Regions from separate parts of the Mus musculus genome. Here region 2 is linked to region 1. A link is a contact called in ENCODE Hi-C or POLR2A ChIA-PET data. All regions are on one chromosome and are shown on one strand. The core of a region is the stretch at or near the end of the contact, and the rest is flanking DNA. Distances in the headings are between cores, read along the strand shown. Region 1 overlaps Ubac2 (ubiquitin associated domain containing 2). Region 2 holds the start of Gpr183 (G protein-coupled receptor 183).

Region 1 (6,505 bases), core at 2,627-5,126:
ACTACCAGCAATCATGTAAGAGTAGGCATGGCAGTCTGTAACGCCATAACTGGGTGTGGGAAGCGGAGACAGGAGGAGTCTGGGGGCTTGCTAGTTAGTCTACTGCAATAGTGAGCCCCAGATTCAGAGAGAGAGCCTGTCTGAAAAAACAAGGTGGGCAGCAACAGAGGAGGCTACCAAAGTGTGCAGGTGTGCGTGCATGTGCGTGTGTAAAGGGAAGGAGGAAACAGAACAGCATCAAATCCGAGGCCTTAGCTATGCTAGAACACTCATCTTCAACAACTGACTAGGAATAAAACCCTGAACATCTGTTGTCCCCATACTCAGACCATGCTCTGCATCTGAGTGACAGACAGGATGAGCCTTTAGGCCAGCCTCTCCTCTCACTTTACTGTGACTAGAAGGCCATGTGATTTGAAAGTCCACTCTTCTGGGGTAAAATTCCAACTCTGACAACTGGGTTATAGATTCCTATACTTTTTGTTTTGTTTTGTTTTTTGTTTTTGGGTCCAAGAATGGTTTTTTGCCAGTAAAACACCCAGGCTTATCAGATTAACAAAGATTCTTCTTAATAGAAATTAAAGGGGAGTCAACACATATTGGACCTACTAGGGTCTAGCTGGTCTAAGCAACATTTTAAGTAAACTAAGATGATCATTTCAAATGTGGAGGTCATGGTCACTCTATCTTGAGAAATCTCTCTTGTAAATGATCACCCTTCAAGCTATGATTATCTAGGTCAAGTTCACACCAGATAGATCAATACTTTAGAAAGTTAACTGTTGCTTTTTGTTAACTGTGCCCACAATACCCACTTCCCTTAAAAGTATTCCAACGGCTGATATTCAAACTGACCACAGATGAGGTAAGCAAAGCTCTCTGTGGCCTGTCGAGACAGCCTAATCCCCGACACTTTCAAGGCAGTTAACACCACCGCTTGATACCAACTCTGTCATCACAAGTAAACAGTCACAAAATTAAGAAAGGGATAGACGAAATATTGATGACTGATCCTTTTAAATATGTCCGATTGACCAGGCTGGTTTCCAAAACAGTTCTATGGGGTGAGTTCATTTCTTAACCGTCTGTGTTCTCTGTCCTCAAGCACTGGCTTTAAAACTGTGCGTCAGGCTGAGGTGAGGACTGTGAGAAACCTGACCTGCTCAAGACAACAGGGAAGGCCCAGCTGTGACCCTGGTGGTGAGGCAGATCTTGCTGAAACTGGGTGCTTTCACAAGTTAGCATCACGGTCCCTGAGTGTAGAGAAGGGGAGATGACTAGAACACAATTTGTGGAGAAATATGGCATATTCATTTGCTTCTCTGTTTGCTAAACAACATAACCAGAGGCAGCTGAGGAGGAAAGGATTTATTTGGCTTCTGCTGTCATGTCACAGACGTGAGGGAAGCCAGGGCGGGAACTGATGCAGCCTGCATGGAGGTACACTGCTTACTGACTTGCTCTCCAAGGCTTGCTCAACTTGTTTTATTCAGCCCCAGACCACCTGCCCAGGGGCAACACTGCTGAGGTGAGTGTCTCACAGGCCGACCTGATGGGAGCAGTCTTCCCCAGTGACTCCAGGTTGTGTAAAACAGACAGAAGCACATGAGGCATGAGTCTCCATGCCAGTGTGGCTAAGCAGGACTGCTGCTGAAGGAAGCTGTGTGAAGCACAAAGGACCCAGGACACAGGTTTGTGGAGGAAGACAGTGTCGGTGCCAGCACTGGGGCAGGATCCCAGCAACAGTGTCTCAGGCTCTCCTCCCTCCTGACTTTCTAGGAACCAGAGCGAGCAAGCGGACGGCTGCTGGCTGGACTGCAGCAGCAGTTCTATCCACAGCACCTCTGCAGCCACCTTGTTTATCTTTCTTACTGGAAGAGGAAGAGGAAGAGGAAAGGTTTCTTGGCGACCCTTTGAGACACAACCTGAGAACCAGACAATTATACCTCTCCCTAGAGGAGCTAAGACCTGCCCACTCAGGTAGTCTCCGCTTAGATCACAGCCTACCCCTTTAATTTGGATCCTCTGTGAGAAGCTGTTCTGAGCTGCGGTTTTACAGCTCTAATTCATGGTCCTAAGCAGTCCCTGGCTCCTGTTCTCGTAAGCAGGCTACACCTGTCTAAATCACACCATGCAAAAGAACGTGTAAAAGTCAGACCTTCCCCATTTGGGGGGTGGGGGCAGAGGGAGGGATATTCTCTCGAGACGCTCTTCCCCCAGACCCCCATGCACCCCTCACAGCAGCTTTCTCTCTTCACCCTTCCTGTGACCTGCATCCCTCAACAAACCTCTGCTCCAGACTCAAAGGGAAAACACTTTCCCTTGAGGAAATGCTTTCCCACCTGAAGGTCCAGCCATGATTCCCAAGCCCTGTCTCCTAGTAACCCTCACTCCTGAAGGGCTACTTAAGTGTGTGCTCCTTCCCACCAAACAGCGCTCGCTCTGCCCATTCCTCTCTTTAACGCTGACTTCCCTACTCTCCCTCTTCTGAGGGCGTCTCTCTTAAGCCTCATGGAAGCCTGTATTAAAATATCTTTAACAAAAATGTCAGCCATAACTCACTGTGTAAACTGGTCCTGGGATTCTTTTCAGCCTCCAAGCCATGAATCCTGTTTTGTTCTGAGCAGAGGCTCTACAAGTCCAAGGGGGCTCCTGAGCCTGATGAAGGCAGCAGCACGGAACTGAACCTCTGTCCTCTCATCACTGACAAAATGACCTTGAATAAAAATTCTGAGTACTTTGGAAGTAATCTTGTCAATGGAGAGAAAACTGATTTTACAATTGCCAGTGTTCTTAACCACAGTGGAAAACAATACAGCCAGGTAAGAAGAAGCCTTGCACTCACGGCCTTATCTGTCCGTTTCCCCCAACTCTCGAGAATGACATGGAGAGGGCTTCTCGAAAGGCACACACAACGACAAAGAGCCGCGAATAATAAAATTTTCCTGACTGGAAATCAGTAACTGGTCTTGCAGCAATGAAAACAGTTCAAGTGGACAACTGCACACCTCCCTCCAGCTATCAGAGTATTGAAATAATGTACCCCAAAGAACTACAAATCCCCAGGAACCTCATGCCAGGAGGATAAGGCAGCCGTGCCAGCCAGAGAAAGAACTTGTCTGCCAGGAAGATGGTTACACGGTGCTGACAACCTGCTACATGTCCTTGCAGGAGCCTGAAGCCCAGAGAGTGGTGCTGGGTGTGACAGCAGTGTGCAAGACTGCTCTCCGACATCAGTCTCCTGCCTCGGATTAAGCCTAAAGCTCAGTGCAATACCCAGACTGCCTTGTTCCTAGTTATTCCTCCCCCTAAAGCAGCACACTGGACTAATCTCCCTCTGCAGCTTTTCCCCAATACCTGTTTAATTGCTAAGGAGGAGAGGGCATACTGGGTATTAGGGCTTAGACACTAACAACTACAGTAACCATAGTGTCAATTCACGACTGAGACTCAAGCCTGTGAGAATAACAGCAGACCAGTTTTGCTGAGCTGGAAAAGCTCCTAGATTAACACTCAAACTACCCAGAGGCCCTGCAGGACCAGTGTCTTCTGGGACCATAAGAGGCAGCCAGAAACGAGAGATGGCTCTCATCTCTCTGCCTACTGACAGACTGTGGTGGAATAAGCAAATTCTTTTTAGTCTTTGTGCCATGTTCCTAGCAGAGAGCTCCTAAGCCCCTGGGATTTCCTTTGTGTAAGAAGTGGCTTCTCCCACACAGTCTGCCCCTTTCCACAGCTTCTGAATTGTGCTGCCAGGGTCCTTAGGGCAGAACCCTAGACAGCCTCAGAGGGAGCCAGAAAGACCAAGACAGTAGAGGGTGGGAACTTCCCTCCACCCATGTCCAGGAAGGGGTGGGAGGAGCTGGGGATCCTCCTGCATCACAGGTGCATGATCCACACCCAGATTTGCATGTGGCGCTTACAAAGCAAGCACTTTCCCAGTGGACCCATTTCTCCATCCCTGTCACTCCACTTTCTAACTAGATCTTAAATATGAACAGCCGAAGGCTCCGGTTATGCAAAACCCCTAATATCAAAATCAGAAAACAGCAAGTAGAAAGAATTCAAAAGAAACAAATTCTACAAAGCAATGAAATCTTGGGGGGAAACTGGAAGTTATTCCTCAGTGTTACAGGAAGATAAATCACCATGGCTATGAAACAAAAAACAAGACACCAAGAAAAATGTACAGTTGGGTAGTTAAAAGAGAGCTAGTTACAGTTAACACTGAGACAGCCAAAATATTTACTTAAATAAACAACAAGCCAACAGCAGAAGAGCTCAGTCTCTTGGTCAGTAAAAAAATGTGGACTACAATTATGGTACGTGGTGTGTCCCTTAGCCCGACAATGAGTAAAACGAAAAGGACTCTGACACTCTTGGAGGTGAGCTACCCTGTCAAAAGGATACTCCTACAACTCCAAGAAGAGGAACCAAGGCTTCCTACCCACAGCCACAAGAGTGAGTCACTCTGGAAAATGAGTCTTCAGGTAACTCTAGTCCCTGCTGACAGGAACAGGATCAATACTTTGCTCTGAAATTCCTGACCAACAAAAGATATGGCAGCAATCTTCAACAGCTAAGCACGATACCCTTCAACTCAGATTCCAACTCCAGACATCACCAAACAGAAGCATGTGTCTGTCCACAGCACAAGAGGTACAGGGGGCCATAGAAACTGGAGGAGTGTGGTGTCTTGACTTGCCACAATACTACACTACTAACGACGAGACTGACTAGAGCTACATTGGGCACCAAGGAAACAGCTAAACAAAGGACAGAAACAAACCAGACACAGCCTGTGCTTCACTATGTGTGGCTCAAACTGACAAACTAAACTGGGGTATTAAGTCAGGATCGTGTTGAAGAAGTAGCAACTGGGGGGGCAGCAAAAACGGGGCTTTCCAGGGGCAGGTGAGGCTTTACCTTGTCACACAGAAGGTGCTGAGTGAGGAAGACAGCTCTACTTTGAACCATATATTAAAAATTCAAAATAGAGCATAAACCCAAATGGCAAACCTAAAATAAAATTTCTAGAAGAAACCTACATAGGTCAGAGATTTCTCAAATACGCACAACATAGGAAGATTTTTCCAAAGAGTACACAGCATAGGCTATTTATAAACTGGTAGATTTTATTTCATTAGAGTATTTAACTACACTCTTCAAAGGTCACTATTATAAAAATCAACAGAGATAAACTTGGGGAAGTATCTGCTAAATGCACACCTAAAGAACTGGTATGAGAATACAAAGAACTCTCAAAGAACTCTTATAATAATAAGAAAGTCACAAATCTAAGTACAGGTGCACGGAGAGACTTGAAAATACACGAACAGCAGCTGAGCACATAAAAAGCAGCCAATGCCAGGCCTGATGGCACACGCCTTTAATCCCAGCACCTAGAAGACAGAGGCAGGTGGATTTCTGTACCTAGTCTACAAAGCAAGTCCAGGACAGCCAGCTAGACTACACAGGGAAACCCTCTCTAGTGGTTGGGGTCGGAGGAGCAGCTCAATACAGCACTGGATTAGGGAGATATAAATTAAAACATGGACACAACAAATACAGCATTATAATGTGTGTGTGTGTGTATGTGCGTGTGTGTGTGTGTAGATATCTGTATCTATATATCTGTATATCCATATATACTGATAGATAGATAGATAGATAGATAGATTGGTTTTTTTTTTTTACATAGATATGATCCACGGACTGAAGAGATGGCTCAGTGGTTAAGACCACTGGCTGCTCTTTCAGAGAACCTGGGTTCTGTTCTCAGTATCCACACAGTGGCTCACAACTGTCTACAACTCTAGTTCCAGAGGACATGATGCCCTCTTCTGGCCTCCACACGTGTGCTTGAATAACTGCAATGCACAGAACACGGAGATGGGCCCCTCCTCACCCTGGAGCAGTTCTAAAAACTGATTAGAACTCACTTTTCAAAGACCAATTCACCATAAAACATTAGCACATCTTCTAGGTTGTTTTCTCAGTTAAAGCACGCAGTGGAATAAAAATCACTTTCATGAATCAACTTCCTGTTCCTTATTTTTATCCTTCCTTAGAACTCACGTGCACATTTGCACCGCCAGCCATCAAGTCCCCCAACGCGTAGTTTCCTACTTCCTTCCTCTGAGCTCTGAGAATATTTACTTATTGTTGACAACTACACCATTTGTCGAAGGAATGACAAGATAAGGACTGAGCTTCCACCTTATCTGCACTCAATACTAGCCACAGACACGACATGGGAAGACAACTGCTAAAGCGTGTGCTGTAGGGTAGTGGCATTCATATCCACTACATAGTAGGACTACTTTCCTATCAACATTTACCCAACAATTCTGATAAAAATACGGTTTGTGGCTCACACAAAACAGTTATTCAACAGGATCACTAAATCCCCTTACAAAAAAAGAACAACCCGCCTTCCCCTTTCCTTAACTTTCAGATATCGGTAAGAATTCTTCCTTAAGTTCCGTATTAGAGCCAGGCTGCC
Region 2 (6,505 bases), core at 2,483-4,982, 33 kb before region 1:
TGCAAGGGTAGCAGGCAAGAGGTGGGTGGGACCAGGTGCATGGTGTGAATTCAAAGGATCAATAACAAGTTAAAGAAAAGGCAGAACAGCACAGTAGAACTTGCTTTGTTATACCCCCACCCACAGAGAGAGAGAGAGAGAGAGAGAGAGAGAGAGAGAGAGAGAGAGAGAGAGAAAGAGAGAGAGAGAATATAAAACTTTCTGGGTCTGGAGAGATGAATCAGCAGTTAAGAGCACTTGTCTTACAGAGAACCTGGGTTCGACTCCCCGCACACATGTGGTGGCTCACAACCATCCGTAACACACATGTACAGGAATATTAAGTGAGCAGAAAACTCAAATGTAAATCTATAATTTAAAAAATATTTCCTTATTCCATCACTTTTAATAGGATTAAAGCAAAGCTTTGTGTCTGTATCAGAATATGGTTTGGTAAGGTCAGGTGTGATGGCCCACCTATCTCAGCACTTGGTAAGGTCAGGTGTGATGGTCCACCTATCTCAGCACTTGGTAAGGTCAGGTGTGATGGTCCACCTATCTCAGCACTTGGTAAGGTCAGGTGTGATGGTCCACCTATCTCAGCACTTGGTAAGGTCAGGTGTGGGATGGTCCACCTATCTCAGCACTTGGTAAGGTCAGGTGTGATGGCCCACCTATCTCAGCACTTGGGAGACAGAAGCCAGAGGATCTCTGCAAGATGGAAACCAGCCCGGGCTATATATTAAGACCCTGTCTCAAAAACAAACAAACAATCCAACACACATACCAAGACAACGGCCCGGTATTCTCTGAAATACCAAACCCTAGGGACAGACTCTGTGCCAAGAGGGCTTGCTGCTCACTGCAGGACCAGAGTTCAGTCCCCAGCACTAACATCAGATGTCTCACAACTGCTTGTAACTCCAACTCCAAACAATCACACACCCTCTTTTAGATTCTATGAGCACGAGCACATATATGGCATTCACTCACACACACACACACACACACACACACACACACACACACACACACAATTAAAATAAATCTTAAAAAAAAAAGAAACCCCTGCTTTGTTAGACAGTTGCACTGGGGTCCCCTTGCCCTCTCCCCTCCCCCAAGCACAACTGCAGCTTCTCGACTCACAGGAGCTTTTCTCTTCACATCTATCAACAAATGCAACATAAAACACCATTTACTAAATAGCCAGAAGCACAGCTCTTGCTTGAGGTCACAGTTTAACATAACCTCCACCCTCCCAGAAAATAAACGGCAATAATTTCAGTGCCCACAGCTTGTATTTTATCCAGCAAGAGAAGAAGTATAAAAAGTCCTTAGACACTAATCACTGCATCATTTCGAATGATGACTAAACAGGAGACCACAGGTGGGAACAGGGCAAAGGCACACATTTTAAACCAGGACTCTCTGGGTTGTTTTGCTGAAATTTTGTGTTGCTATTTCTATATACGCAAGGCGTCACAAAATACCATAATGTTATTAGTCACTGACCAGTTTTTCCCTTTTCCTTATTTTCTGACAACATCTGTTCTTTACACTGGCAACAATCATTCACAGTGACCTTTTACGCAGAGTCAACAGCTAACTTCTGGGAGCCTCCTTATCTTAAGCAAAGAGCTAGAAGCACACAAGAAAATCAGTCAGTAGATAACTTATTCCTTTAATATCCTTACTAGTTACAGAGTACCTACTATACACTCAAGACCGACCATACTTCAGAGAGCAAACAAAGAAAACACTTCACACAGATGTCTGCCTCACTTCTAGGACACTGGGTTCACTGGTATAGTATGACCACTGCTAAACAACTGTCAACAACAAAACAGGCCTAGCGTTTCCTCTCCCATGCAGCTACAGCAGCATCTGCAGGCTTCTTCATACACTTCTTAGATTATTTCTCATACAAAAGAAAGGGTGAAAGGGTGGACCCACCAGGCCTTTAGTCCTGGTATGCAGGAGGGAGAGGCAGGCGGATCTCTATGAATCCTGGGCCAGCCATCTAAAAAAAAAAAAAAAAAAAAAAAGATGATGGATCCTACTTGCCATAAAACTTGCTTTAAGTAGCTGGGTCTTCCAAAAAGTATCCCACTAGGATGGTCTTGTAACAAACTGGAAATTCCTAGTATGTGCCAATTCCATCTTGCTTATATGCAGTGCTAGGAATATAAGCCAGGGCCTGGCACATGCTAATGCTCTCTGCACTCGGCCACATCCTGAGCCCTCAATGGTGGGTGTATAAGGTGAACTGGTTCTAGGTTATGCCAAGTTTACCTATCAAGTCACAAAGTCTTCGAATCCACATCATAAGGCTGACTTACCTTGGCTCTCACTTGCCTTTATTTTATACATAACCAAGTGGGTGCCCAAGAATCCCACTGACTTGGTGCTTGCTCTTTGGTTTTCCTCTGCAGACCTTCAACAGCACAACTGAAAGGCAATTCTACAGAAGCCTAGGCCAAGAGGACACCCACCTCTGGTAGGCTGCAAGATAGTCACTTGTCACCAAGCCTTTAATCCCTAGAATCCAGGTGGCAGAAGAGGAGAATCTGTCCCTAAAAGTTGTTCTCTGATCTATGTATGCCCTGGCACACATGCTATAAACATATATAGCACATGTGTAAGCACACTAACACATACATGCAAAATAAATAAAATGTGATTTTGAAAAACTTCTAAGGCCTCTGGGGGCATAAAGCTACAGATTCCTATCAAAATGACTCAATTCTCTCTATAGCATCCCTCAAAATCAACCAGTTTACCAAAGCATTCTTGTTTTGTTTTGTTTTTTTTCTTTTAAAGCACATTCCATTTTAAACAAGGGAGAGCTGTCTGCAGGTTTGGCTTGAAAATCTGCTGCAGCCCCCATCCCCTGACCCATCTTCTATTTCCCTGAATAAGGATGGGTGACAGAAGCAGTGTACAGCCCCACTCTGCAGGAAGGTGGGGCTGTAGTCCTGGGAGGCTTAAGCCTCTCTGCTCATGGAATCCCTGTCCCCCAACACCCAGGCGCAGCACAAGTGAGGCCTGTCTTCCAAAAGCAGCACGCACGTATGGCAGGCTAGATCACAGGTGGGCATGGGTGACTGCCACCTCTCTGGCTTGCTCAGAGCACTCTACGCAGTACCTGCTGGGTTCAAGGAGTGAGCTCAAGGCATCATGGGACTAGAACAGGTCTCTCTGGTACTATGTACCTGAGGCTGAACTCTTCAATAACGTGTCTGCCAACTGTCCTAGATCTTTCTGTGCCCACTGCCACTGAGTCAGTCAGTTGTTCTCGACACTGAAAATGTAACTAACTTACACACAAGGAAGGCCTTTCTCCCTCACCACAGACACCCATCTTTGACACAGCTGTTCAGGTTCAGACTCTACACTACACTCCTGATACCACCACGCCTCCAGGCAGACAGCACTATTACACTTGACATTTTTCCTTAACCTAAACTTTATGTAAAATATCAACATAAGGTCACCAGTAACTATACCTATCTCTCTCCCTCCTCCCTCTTTCTGTTTAAAGCTTATTGCTTAAAAAAAAAAAAAAAAACTTTTAAGACTTAAATCCTTATTGAAAAAAATTTAAAAGTTCCATAGATATGAGCATTTCACAAAGTCCAAGGGGCTTTTGAACAGTTTTTAAAAATCAGTATCAGAAAAAAAATCTCACTTCCCATCCCATTTGAAAAAAAAGCACGTAGCATATGTGAGGTTAACTGATCACGGCTATGCTCAGTCACAGGATGACAGGAAAAAGGCACCACCATAAAAGGACGCCTGCTCGATCACTCTTAAAGCAACATGCCCAGCTTAGCTAACTCCATTCTGAGCAAACACGGACTGCCACAACGGAGGTCCTAGCCACCTTCTGATATGTAAGTACCTGACATGATTCTCTTTAAGTTAAGGAATACTTTAAAAACCTAAGTTTCAAAGTAAAATAATGTACTAGATACCAGCTGTAATAACTGTCTGTTTAGATTTCCTTGGGGTCACTGGCAGCTCAATGTAGCTCCCGAGATGGAAGCAATGAATGAAACATTTTATGAATTTCAAAATTCAATTATTTCAGGATTCTTTACTATAAAGAGAAAGGAACAATGGTGCTGAGGCAGAGCATTCCTAAATTTGGATGTAGTTTATATACAATATAACCATTTAACCTAATTTTTAAAAATTCATTGCATTTGACTACCTGGCGTGCATTTATGTACAGGAAAGTAGTTTTGATGATAGACTATCAGCAGCAGACTTCCCGGGGTAAGGGGCTTATTTTCTAAAGCATCAGATATAGAATGGTATTTTCTAGTTTGCAAAAATATTTTATCAATTTATCCTCCCACCAGCAAAGATGTTTGATCAGCCTGGGCTCTCCTGCCTCAGAAGCAAAACCATTCTAAAGACCAACTATTTTAAGTGAAAAATAAAATTTGTTATTTGGTTTCTATTATTAGGTGACCAGTAATGCTAAATGAGCTTCCACATTTATATTCTAAAAATTTTGGAAAAAAAAAAAACCTGTAAAACAAAGATTATATGTGGAGATTTAAAAACTCAATTTCCAGGGTAAGAGCAGAAGTTAAGAGAAATGCCTAACAAAATATAAGCCATAAAGGGACTTCCTTTAAAGAAGGCTGGGGGTCGTAGATGTGGTGGCACTCTCTGTAAGGGTGTCACCCGGAGTGTAGGAGAGTATAATGTTAAGGGAGGGCTTGGACTCAGTCCTAAAACCCAGGCTCCATCATTTAGAACTGCTCAGCCCCATACAAGTTGCTGAAGGTTTCTGGCTGTGGTCGTTTCATTCAGAAAGTGGGGAGAAGTGTTTCTGCCAAGTCCTTCTCTGACTCTCTGAGTAGGTGCCGGCACACTGCATGCCATTCCCACCCTGCCCATCAGCCCACAGAAAGATAAATGTACAAATTATTTTCTTGAGCTTGCCTGAAGATGTCTGCTTTCTGTTACAGTGTATGTAAAGACTTGAGGTGTGCTTTCTAGTATCTCAGAGTGTTTGTCTCTGGGGCTTAATGGTGCTTTGTGAACCTAGAACTGCTAGGGCACACGGTTCCACAAAGCAGCCTTGCTTGCAGGCTTGTACGATACGTGGGTGGCTGTGGTAATAAGTCCTTTTATAAGCTTTTGGCGGGCTTCCTAGAGTTAATTAGTGTTGTTATCAGTCACCTAGCAGAGTAAACTCTGTGACAACTGAGCTCCCTCCAGGACTTCCAAGCATGCATGGCAGACTTTTACTAGAGAACTACTGTAGGTCAGCCTACAGCACTTCTGTGATGTGAAATGTTCATGCAAAGTTCCTAATCCTGACCTGTAGTCACCAAGAAATGAAAGCATTTAAAGGGATACCCTTCTCTTTGTCATAGTAAGAGCTAAGGTTTTGGAGGTGGGCAATGTCCTTCTGTCTGTCCTGGGCTGCTTGTGCTGTCTTCGCCATGGTTACAAGACTAGATCACACATGCAGAACCTTCTGCATGCTGCGGAGGTACAGAGACTCACTCGGTGTTCTGGTAGTCCAGCAAGGGTACAAAGCATATTGTCGGATATCCTAAAAACAGCACAAGGTAAACCAGCAGCATAAAGCTTTGCTGGGCTTCGAATTCTTTTCAGTTGAAATAGCAGTCAAAATATTTTGTTGCTGAAATACTGTTAAAAATAGCAAACTCAGCCAGGCAGTGGTGGCTCATGCCTTTAATCCCAGTATCTGGGAGGCAGAGGCAGGCGGATTTCTGAGTCCGAGGCCAGCCTGGTCTACAGAGTGAGTTCCAGGACAGCCAGGGCTATACAGAGAAACCCTGTCTCAATACGCCCCCACGCCCTTCAAGTAGCAAACCCTTTATAAAATCTTCACTTAGAGAACATGGTGTTACACTCCTTCAGCCCAGGACTTGGGAGGCAGAGGCAGGAAGATCAGGAGCTCAAGACCAGCCGCCACCCATAAGGAGTGAGTTTGAGGCTAGCCAAGAGCACAGGAGACCCTATCTTAAAAATAAAACAAACCCCCAAATACTCAACTCTCCTGGATTCACCTTAAAACATGCTATACATTAATGAGTGCTTCATTTAAGTCCACCTATCTTCCTCTCTTTCTCAGACACAAGCGAGTACGTATATGTCGAAAGTTCTGAAATACCTTCTTGTTTGTACTTGCCTTCCACCCACTTCCATTTATCTCTGTCTTAGAAACAGGAACCAGGGATAATTCGTCCTGTATTGAATGTGATTTTTCTGGTGGCAAAGAGCCGAGTTTAAACTTAGCAGCTACAGCTGTGACTTTAGCCACTGAGGGGCTCCTACCTTGGCTTCAGTGAACGCTCCAAGACAGAGGTCTGACTAGGAGCCATTACTATCTGTCATGCTCGCTGTCTCCTGACAGAGAGCAAGGACTTGTGAGTGGAGATCTGGCCATTCTTTTTGATCTTTGGGGGTGTAAGAACTGCCCTCACACACCCTCACTCTCAGAACTTCACAGGAGTGAGACACGAAGCCACAACCTCAA

Evidence for each region. Hi-C counts contacts between places; a loop is a spot of excess contacts on that map. ChIA-PET counts read pairs that join two places held with the same protein, here RNA polymerase II (POLR2A).
Region 2: a loop to region 1 is called in a map of heart, with 2.1 times the contacts of the local background. The contact joins the promoter of Gpr183 here to the enhancer-like site in region 1. A Hi-C loop is called at or near these places in 4 of 37 maps with a recorded cell type or tissue (CH12.LX, T-helper 2 cell and heart). POLR2A ChIA-PET finds 5 or more read pairs at or near these places in 1 of 5 experiments (embryonic stem cell).

The regions. Positions count from the first base shown.
Region 1 is chr14:121,929,107-121,935,611 of GRCm38, reverse strand. The region is part of intron 4 of Ubac2 (ubiquitin associated domain containing 2); the gene reads right to left. It overlaps Gm46485 (a long non-coding RNA gene), which reads right to left. Exons shown (of 2, transcript XR_001781471.2): 2 at 1,354-6,505. Among named protein-coding and RNA genes, the nearest start is that of Gpr18, 16 kb to the right of the region's middle. Within about 2 kb of position 3,876, at least 1 of the 3 ENCODE cell types and tissues checked has a DNase peak (open chromatin) inside an H3K27ac peak, as active enhancers do; it is heart, where a contact is called at or near this core.
Region 2 is chr14:121,962,420-121,968,924 of GRCm38, reverse strand. Gpr183 (G protein-coupled receptor 183) reads left to right here and starts at 3,732. Exons shown (of 2, transcript NM_183031.2): 1 at 3,732-3,872. All of the region lies in intron 4 of Ubac2 (ubiquitin associated domain containing 2), which reads right to left.